Linked DNA regions of Homo sapiens: region 1 is linked to region 2. A link is a contact called in ENCODE Hi-C or POLR2A ChIA-PET data. All regions are on one chromosome and are shown on one strand. The core of a region is the stretch at or near the end of the contact, and the rest is flanking DNA. Distances in the headings are between cores, read along the strand shown. Region 1 overlaps DIAPH3 (diaphanous related formin 3). Region 2 holds the start of DIAPH3 (diaphanous related formin 3).

Region 1 (5,149 bases), core at 2,309-4,808, 410 kb after region 2:
GTAATTGGAAAGGGTGCTTTTGCAGATCATTATAGCTATTAAGTGGCAGAGTCAGGATACAAACTCAGAACTTCTGTCTACAAGTTGGTTACTGCTAAATGGTAGAGCGGAGGGAATAGATTGCCCCAGACATAAGAGGTGAGAGGAGTGGGAGTCTATTTTAGAAAGATAAGATGCCAAAAAGAATAAAGTAGCTAGTATTTGACCACTTACTACGTGTCAGACGCTGTTGAGTGTATTATTTGCATTGTCTCAAACTGAGGCTTAGAAAAGTTAAGTAACTTGCCCAAAATCGTAAAGCTGATAAATGACAGAGGCAAGAATTAAACCCAGATCTGTGACAGCAAATTCCATTTTCTAAGTCACTTCAGTAAATTGCCTTTCTTTGAATGGAATCAGGAGATTACTTTTTCTGGAACAGAAGATGCCCTCAAAAATATCAGAAGTAGAGAGCAGAAAGATAAGTTGGATACAGGAGTTGTGTTTACTCCCTGGCTGTTTTGTGACAGATTAGATGGGAACAATCAGCTGAGGGATTTCTCTTCAGTTTAGCATGTATTTAAATTGGTTGAATAGCTAAAAAGTGAAGGTGTCCCAGTAGGAGGAGGCTGGAGATGGCCTAGATGAGGGTTTTAGAAGGGGTGGGTTAGAAGGGTATGGAATTTATATACTTTATCTTCTTTTGTTCTTTGATTTACTTAAAATAAGTAAATGTCAAGGGTGATCTCTTTGAGCCCATAAAAGCTAACGCTGTTTTTGTGAAACACACATTTTTATAGCACTTTACAGTTTTCAGAGTGCTTTCAGGTACCATATTTTGTTTGATCTTAATATATTGCTGGCACTTTTACAATTCTGCTTCTATTATCCTAAAACATCCATAAGCATAAGAAATATATTTATAACAAATTGGATGGAAGGCACAACTATTCTGGAGTTTCTTTGTATATACCTGTTTCAATGTGTTTATTTCACTGTAAGTGACAAGTATAATTATGATCAAAAATTAAAATATAGATATTACTCAGAAAATACCAGCCATTAGGCAGTGTCACGAGAGGATATCTGCTTTTCTATCTCAAAAATCTCAATACTGCTACTGCTCAAACATGTTCAAAGCAGTTTTCCCCCATGCAGTACACTTTTGAGTCCCAAAAAACTCAGTATAACAAAAACATATTTTTCAGATTTGTATTACTATATTATTTGGAGTCATGAAAATCTTCCAGCTACATTTTGTCTGAAGTTTAGTGATTTATAAACACTCTTGATCTCATAAATTAGAATTACATAAATATCTGTGATTCATCAGAGTAGAAGCCTCAGATATCGAATTTCTTGAAAAGTTTTCTAATATTTGCCCTTTACTAATAGATTTGACAAAAGTTAGGCTTCATCAAGTTTATCTATTTATAAAAATCATTTTTAACCCTGAAATTATTTCTGCTTTTGTTCTTTAACCCAATTTGTTTGGTATTAGCCTCAGAGCTAAAAATACAGTATGATCTGAGCTATCCAGATAGTATTTAAAAAGCTGGAAAGCAGAATCATTTCTGCCAGAGAGTAAAATATTTGTAATTTTCATTAGTAGCTACTTACCACTAATAAAGAGTTTACTTTTAAAAATAATCTTTTATAAAATGAAAATGGATGTCTACATGTGTTCTTAAGAGAGATAATTTCTGTTCAGACACTTTACATGTATATATTCAGACATTTTATACCAAAACCAGAACTAGCTAATGTGTTTCATTCTCTCTTCATTCCCCACTTACCCACATCCCCAGATAATTATTTAAGAAATTTGAATGATTAAATTAAATATTATTCTTACATGCTAAGAGTTTTTTGTTTAGACCTTTCCCATTATAGAATTTGTACTTACCCTTGTTTTAAAAGAGACTGAAGCTTTAAAATGACTACATTAGCTGGGTGCAGTGGCTCACGTCTGTAATCCCAGCACTTTGGAAGTCCAAGACATGGGGATGCTTGAGCCCAGGAGTTCGAGACCAGCCCTGCACAACATGACGAAACCCCATCTCTAACAAAAATACAAAAATTAACTGGGTGTGCTGGTGTGCACCTGTAGTCCCAGCTACTGGAAAGGCTGAGATGGGAGGATTGCTTGAGCCTAGGAGGTCGAGATTGCAGTGAGCCATGATAGTACCACTGCTCTCCAGCCTAGGTGACAGAGCGAGACTGTGTCTCAAAAAAAAAAAAAAAAAATTGACTACATTATTGCTTATTGTGGTACAATACTAATAATGTAGCTGAAGTAAAGAAAACCCTATAGGGGTCTACTTAGTTTTGAATCCCAGCTTTGCTGTTTATATGCTGGCAGTTACTGAATCTCTTTGCACCTCGGTTTCCTTATTTAAATTATACCTACCTTATAGAGTATTTGTGAAAACTAAATTAAACAAGCCATGCAAAGCACTATGCACTCAATAAAATGTTAACTGTTATTACTGATGATAATATTTAGTTCTATACTAACAAGGATATTGGCTGGGAAAGAGACTGTACTCTGGAAATGTTTCAAGTTTTGAAAATTTTAGACCACTGTCATCTGCCAGGTTATACCTGCTAGCCCCATTGTCCTGTGTTGCCTGTGAATATATCCTGCTTCTTGGCTCATTAAGAAGTGTTACTGGATCAGATCCATAGAATGTTTTACATGACTATGAGTGGCACTGGACCAATTTATGAAGCTTGACTGCAGAGGTATTGAATGGTGGCTGAGGTAACCCATTTTTATGTCATTTGATTAATTTTTCCATTTTACTTGTAGTACTGTTACCACACCAATTTCAAGATGTTTTCAGTTTCCTGCTTTAAAAGTTTACTTCAAAAACAGTATAATAGATATTCTCCTGTTTGATGTAAAATTATTTAGAAGACCTGCAAGATTGTAGCTCCTAATATAAAATGCTTAGATATGGTTACACCTTCTTTCATACAATTACAGACATCCAGAGGTTGATTGAATATCCAGGTGTAATGAAGCAACTTAACTTTTTACAGGTTGTATACATTTATGTCATAGCAGTTGATTGAAGAAAAAATGGATTTGTAAATAACACTCGTAGCAATGAAAGTAAAGGCTGCCTCTTAAGGTGTTTACAAATAGAAAAATCAAGTTAGGAGGATTCTAATTTAATGATTAATTGTTTTGCTGGAATTTTAAAGGAATGGATCCATAATGATATTTGTTTCAGGCTATTAACAGCCAGAACCTTGGCTCCCAGAATTAAGAAATCAGTTCTTGTTAATTAAACTTAAAGATGATGGCAGAGATCTTTGTGCCATGAAGCGAGAGCCTGATCTATGGCTATTTTGTTCCATACTTGGTATAACGCAGTACACTCTTCTCAGCCAAAGCCCTATGTTGTCTGGGCAACTCCCGTTGCCATAGCAATGAAATTCTTTTGCAGGAGCAGGGCGAATGCTAATTGTAGCCATTTGTTGTTCCTTCTGTCGATCCCTTAACTAGCACAGTTGTAGAGCAGCCAGAGACTCTGGGTGAACAGCACGCAGTGCCCCCAAAAGCATTGCTGCTGAAGGCAACCGGCTGCTCTGCTTAAAAAATCATTTGAGCAGCCGACAGTGCTGACAGTGCCACTATGTGGGCAGAAGCACAGCTTGACTCAGACCCTGACAACTGTTGATCTGGGAGAGGGAAAGAGAAGACTGTTTAAAACCTGTTGAGAAGGTACTGATGACATGGAGATTAATTTGACACCAGTCCCTCAGAGGTAGGTGCTAGGCATATCGTAGCAACTGTTTATCCAGGCCTGAACTCAATATTGGAATGCCCAGAGGCTATAGGAGACAGATCAACGGTTATTCCTTTTATTTCCATCTAAAACTGCATTACCGTGGCCTACGGTAAAAATATTCATTTGGTTGGAACCAACCAATTGTAATTCACACAGGTATTAGATTCAGTTTGTACTGGTAACTCCCTCCTCTCCTTATAATCTCTTATTTTTAAAGACTTATGATTTAACTGCCAAAAGTGACTTGAAGCTGAAAATAAACTCAACATAAACGAGAGCAGACCCTTTTGAAAAATAAAAGGCAAAGTGATACCTACCAATTGCATGATCTTTCATGCTAGTTTAATTTGATAAAATGTTCTTAAACCTGGAAAGTAGTAATTCTTGTAAAACCTAATTGCTGTAGGTATTTAGAGATGAAAAAACTTATTATCATGGTAAGAAGAAACATGTGAGGTACTATTTATACTATTATATCCTCCCTTTGAAAGTGTATTGGCCCATAAAAATGGTCAAGTTCATGAGGTTTTTAAAACCAGCTATTGTGTAAACATAGCAATAAATTTCAAGGTAGTTTTTTAGGTATAAATTTAACGTATGTGCCTTCTAATTGAGTAGACTGATAGTGCATCCTGGCTGAAATGTTCTTAAAATTCAGGAGAACTAATATTGTAGGCTTGTTATATCAAGCTATTTCTCACTATTGCTTTATGTTTTTTTGTATTGAGAGAGTCAAAATCAGTAATAACAATGACCCAGTCATTACCACAGATTCCTCTTTTTATTGACCAAGAGGGAAGGAAGGTTTCAACTCAATGTGATTTTGTTTTCCTTGAAAGAACTCCATGTATATTTAATGTTTGTATCACTTGTCCTGCTCTTTCCAGGGAGATAGCTAACAGAGTATCATGAAGGGCCCTGAAATAAATTAGTTTCTGATGATGGTGATCCTAATACATCACTTGTGTGCCTCAAACACTAAACAAATTAGTTTCATTCATTAAAACAGATACCATTCCATAAATTCTAAGGAGAAAAAACTTGAAATTTATTTTTTGAAATTTTCTAAGACCTGTTGTTTTTTCTTTTAAGAAATACCTATGAACTGTATAATACTATTTTTAAAATATTATATACTTCTTATTTGTGAATTTTATATGCAAGGTATCTTGCATATAAAATTGTGAATTATATATCTGAGATATTCTTTCATAAGCCCTATTGGATATAATAAAAGATTATTTTATTAAGTCATCTACTTTAAAATATTTGGCTTTTTTTTTTTTTTTTTTTTTGAGATGGAGTCTCGCTCTGTCACCCAGGCTGGAGTGCAGTGGCACAATCTCGGCTCACTGCAAGCTCCACCTCCC
Region 2 (5,012 bases), core at 724-3,223:
TTTATCTGAGCTGGTATGCTAAGAAAGTTCCCCTGTTTTAACCCTATAAGGAAAGTAACTTTGAAACAACTCATCTGCTTCTCATTCCTTATTTCTGTTCTCTAGCTTTTTTCTGCCTATAAAGCCAACCTCCTCTGCTTAGCTCATTGGAACAGATTCTATTTTAGAGAATGAAGTTTTGCCTATTCTGGAATTGCAAATAAAAGCCAATTAGATCTTTAATTTGTTTTGTCTTTCAAAATCAAACATTCCCCTCTCTCCATGATATGGATGACTAATGCTTGTCAGTTACAGCTTTAGGCTTGTCTTTTAGCCTGCCATCCTCCTAGATAAGATAATCACTGAACTGTCTCCACTTCCTGAAGGCACTTAATCTTGAGCAACCCTTCCCACCTCTTTCCACGGAGTCTTTCCCAAATCACCTAATCAAAGCCCAAATCCTTTAAGTGCTTTCTAATACCATTTACCTAAGACACTTCATGGCTCCCCATAGTGCATGTTCTCCCTCCCTGAGTAATAATCCCAACTTCTTCAACTACAGTATTCCTGTAGGAGCATTGACAAAACTCTAAGGGCTTTACATATGCTATGTTATTTAGGCCTGAAAATGCCCCTCTTTCATAGGTATTAGTATAATTACCCCCCTTTTGTAGATGAAGCAGCAAAGAAAGTTAAACGTCATCTCCGGTATCAAATAGCTAGTAAATGGCAGGAATAAAATCTGTATCTGGGTCTGTCATCAAGATATAAGGAACTACTTGTAGTTCTCCTGACCTTGCTGTTCTCCTGTAAGTTTCCCTAAAGATTATGTGCTCTTTGAGGACAGAGCTGTAGAGTCTGGCACAGTAAAACAAATATTAAAAAAGAAAAGCTGTAGTGTGAAGACTTACTGAGAACTAAGGCTCATTTTTTGAACCTCTGTGCCAAACTCCTCAGAGTACCTAGAGTTGTTTCTTGTACCAAAATCAATACTGCATGTTTCCGAGTCTTGGCCTACACCACCTCCATATAATCAGAAGACAGATATCTTAAAGGAATAGTTCCAAGGAAAAGCTCATTTTTAAAGAGGGTATATTGATGTGTTGAGAAAACGGTGTTTGCCTTGTAGCTTGACCTTGGGTTTACACAACAAACTCTTTTGCATGGTTTCAGTTCAAGGCCCTTTGTTATGTGACCTTAAAGTTTCTTCACCTCTATGCTTTCTTGGCCTTGCTCCTGCCTGGAATGGAATGCCTTTTAAATGAATGCCCTGCCACTGTTTCCTGCCTAGTGAAAACCTATGCAGCTTTCCTTTTACCTTTCCAGATCCACTCCTTCAGATTTAATAACTTCCCTTTTTGTTCTCAAGGAACTTCTAAAACAACTGCTATAGACATTTACATTCCTTGGTTAATTGTGTTAGGGTTTGGAAACTACAGGAGACTGTGAGCTCCTGAAGGGCTCAGCCTAGCCTAGCTCTGTCTGATTTTGGGTGGACCCCTCTGCCACCCCAGAGCGAGCACTTAGGCAGGAAATATGTCCAGAAGGCTTCCTTTTGGAGCGTCGTGGGCCCCGTCGTTTCATCCTGCCTAGTACCCCTTCCAGCACCGTACCCAGTCCCAGAACTACTTTTTCCAGCCCCAGACGTGCAAGGAGAGGGCTAGCAGATGGTTTTATATCCCAGCGCTGCTCAAATGGTGGCGCAGGGCCTGTCTCGCCCACCTTCCAGTTCTGCTGGAACCCTATCTGCAAATCCAAAGAAATCCAGGCCGATGACTTCCTCCACGGTCCCCGGCGCTTCTCCAAATCTGACGCCACTCTGCGTCCTTAAGGTGAGCGGCCTGGACCGCCGGAAGGGTTGAGCGGCTGCATAGACAGGCCGCAAGGCCAATCATGTTTCGCAGTGCCCGGAAGGGGCGGTGCCTCAGCGTGTCATTGATCCGGCGGCGCGGGATTGGCCAGTCCCGGGCCAACACGGGTGGCGGGAGTTTTCAGATGTGTTGGCTGCGGCCCCGACTTCAGCGGTTGGGCTAGGCTGTGCTGACTGTTTGGGTGGCGGACCCCGGGAGTAAAACCTGTTGTCGATCCCTCAGCTTCCAGCTTGCGGCTTGCTGAGTGGCCACCTTCTTTCCGGTCCCCGGAGCTGCGGGGAAAGATGGAACGGCACCAGCCGCGGCTGCACCACCCGGCCCAAGGCTCAGCCGCTGGGACTCCCTACCCTTCCTCAGCCTCTCTCCGCGGCTGCCGGGAAAGCAAGATGCCGCGCAGGAAGGGCCCCCAACACCCTCCGCCGCCCAGTGGCCCCGAGGAGCCTGGGGAGAAGCGCCCCAAGTTTGTGAGTATCGCCTGGAGCTAGGGTGGGGCCGCTCCCGCCCCGCCGTAGGGCTGACTGCCGAGGGTGGGCCCACAAGAACTTGGGGACCAAGTTTTATTCTAGAGATCCAGAGGTGCCAAAGATCATAGATTGACAACGACCGGGTCTAGTTGTAGTTGGATCCTGTGACAAATGCCCAGATCTTTGTGTTGCCCCCAAATTTCTTAACGCTGATGTGAAAAGCAGTTCAAACGTGTATATGTATTGACGTCATCTAGGTGGACATTGCATTTTTTAAGTCGAAGTTCTCCCTTCCTCCCTAGTGTAAGAGGGTATAAGATATATCAAAATGAACTTTTAGGTGACAGGTTTTTTTTCTGCTTATTATTTTAATAAGAACTTTTAATTACATATAAGAACTTTTAAGGTAGATATAATTTTCCAAGTTGAAACAGCTAGTTTTAGAACTTGGCGGGTGGTGTGGTCACTGCTAAAGAATGTTTTGCTTAGCTTGGAAAGAATTCTAAATATTTGAAACTTGCTATTCTGGTTTGCTTGTGTTTAACACTTAAGGAAAGTGTCATGATTAACACCTTGTCTTTTCGTTGGTGTCAACTAGTGAAAGTATAGGCAGTGATGATTATTTTGGGGTTTGTGTGTGTAAATAAATCACATAGAGGGTTGATAGATTTGGGATGAGTCCAACAGAATTGAAATTTCACATTGACCACTCCACCATTTTCCTTAGGAATATGGAAAAACTGTGTGTGTGTGTGTGTGTGTGTGTGTGTGTGTGTGAGAGAGAGAGAGAGAGAGAGAGAGAGTACAGCATTTGCCTTATGTGGGCAAGTAAAAATTGTGAGAAATTTAAGTCATGATTCACAAATTAAGGGAATAATGGTTTGTGAACCAGTTGCTAACTATAACATTTAGTTAAAAATAATAGTTGAATAAGACTGAGAGCCCATATTCTGATACATGAGATATATCAGAATACTGAAAATGAGAAACAGCATAGATTAATTGAAAATGAGGAACAGCATAGATTAATTATGCCAAATTAAGTATCAAAATGGTCATAGGAATAGTGACATTTTGCAGAAGGATCAAGTATGGACTTGATCATTATCTTGACAAATCTGAAGAATGAATAGGACAGAGTTAACTTCCCAATGAAAGATTTTTGCCTAATGTGAGAAGAATCCACTAAGGCAATGACTTTTCTTCCTTTTATAGTCTACTCTCTGGGTTAATAATCTTATTTTATTTTGTTTTAACTTCTGTGGTCCAGAATACAGGAGGTGTTATTTTCTGTGACTCATTCCCAGCAAGGAGGTCATGAAAACAGGATCTAAATTAGTATTTATGTTAAGTTTCATTGAAGGATTTCATCATTTGGTTTCCAGTCTCTGTGCTGTTTTTCATTCTTATGTATGTCACATTGACCATCTCAGCATGCCATTTGTTAAATGGATTCTCATAAAGATGAAATGACATCTAAAAGATAACACTCTTAAGCTGTAAAGGTAAAAAACACATCTAAAACACTGTGTTTTTGGGTGGGAGTCTGGTATGAATCATGACTTCCAGTTAATTTAGAAGTAATTTGGACTCTTGGTACTTTGAAACTAATTTAGGTTCTTGCTTATATGGTAATTTCTTTAGTTATATCTTCCAGTTCATTAATTTTGTTATCAGCTATGTCTAATCTGCTACTTTTCTGAATATTTGATTTTAGCAATTATTTTTTATTTTAATAAGTTCCATTTGCTTATTTTTCAAATCTGTCTGGGCATTCTTGATAGTCCTTTGTTTCTTATTCATTTATTTCTTTAGACATTTCCTACTTGATTGTTCTTATTCTTTATTTGACAGTTCTGCTGTTTGCAACCTGGGCTGTCTACATTGACTCAGATTCATGATGGCTTGCTCTCTTTCTTGTGTGTATTTATCTTTGTAAGCTCATTGCTTTATCTTCACCTGTAGGATTCCAGAGATGCTTTTCTTTGGAGATAGTTTGAGTTTGTCTGCCAAGGAGCCTGGGCATGCTACTGATTTTGGACCACCTTCCTGTTGAACTGGAAATCTTAACATGGGCAGAAGTTCCAGGCACAGCTCTACTCTGTTCCTGTACTAAAGTTCAGTATCCCAGTCTCAAGACTGCTTCCTGAGCAGCTCTTCCCAGTTTGCCTACCTTTCACTGCTCTTGATTGCACACCAGTAACTCTTGTTTTTTGGATGGAGAGGGATCTTTGAGACCATCAAAGTTCCCAGCAATGCCTCAGAAAGTAATTGTACTTGTAGGTGTCAAGTCAGTCACTGTTCTTGCAGATGTCAAGTTAGTTCTTGGCTTTTTCTTGATTGGATGAAGTGACGTTATCCTAAATCTTTTCAGGTCACCCAGTCATTATCTGAGCCTGGGGCAGCTGTTTTTGATGGGAACAAGTAATATAGGTTGGTGATGTGATGGATAGGAGTAATTTAGGTGGCCAGTGTTTTGCACACTTCTGCAAAGCAGCAAGCGAGTAGTAGAATGGAGTGGTAGACTGGTCACTCCCTCCTATCTTAGTGTAAGAAAGCAGGAGCTCTGGTACCCGCTGAAATCTTGTTTTACTTTGAGTCCTGTTAAAGTTGGCAAATTCTTGTTTTCTACCAAATGTATAGTTGCGGGCTTCAAGTCACTTGTGAGTTGGGTAAAAGAGTTTGTAGCTTAGATATC

What was found. A loop is a pair of places that touch in the nucleus more often than their neighbours do. ChIA-PET counts read pairs that join two places held with the same protein, here RNA polymerase II (POLR2A). Pooled maps may share reads with other maps.
Region 1: a pooled map shows a loop between it and region 2 (5-fold over the local background). The contact joins the enhancer-like site here to the promoter of DIAPH3 in region 2. A Hi-C loop is called at or near these places in 2 of 37 single-sample maps with no recorded cell type and 6 of 50 pooled maps. POLR2A ChIA-PET finds 5 or more read pairs at or near these places in 2 of 52 experiments (OCI-LY7 and WTC11).

What each region holds. Positions count from the first base shown.
Region 1 is chr13:59,749,445-59,754,593 of GRCh38, reverse strand. The region is part of intron 27 of DIAPH3 (diaphanous related formin 3); the gene reads left to right. Among named protein-coding and RNA genes, the nearest start is that of DIAPH3-AS1, 260 kb to the left of the region's middle. RefSeq lists a silencer at 3,285-3,579. Within about 2 kb of position 3,558, at least 3 of the 41 ENCODE cell types and tissues checked have a DNase peak (open chromatin) inside an H3K27ac peak, as active enhancers do.
Region 2 is chr13:60,160,889-60,165,900 of GRCh38, reverse strand. It overlaps DIAPH3 (diaphanous related formin 3), which reads left to right and starts at 1,973. Exons shown (of 28, transcript NM_001042517.2): 1 at 1,973-2,314. The coding sequence starts at 2,135. LOC105370227 (a long non-coding RNA gene) reads right to left here and starts at 1,844. Exons shown (of 2, transcript XR_942001.2): 1 at 1,702-1,844. RefSeq lists enhancers at 152-446, 1,535-1,584.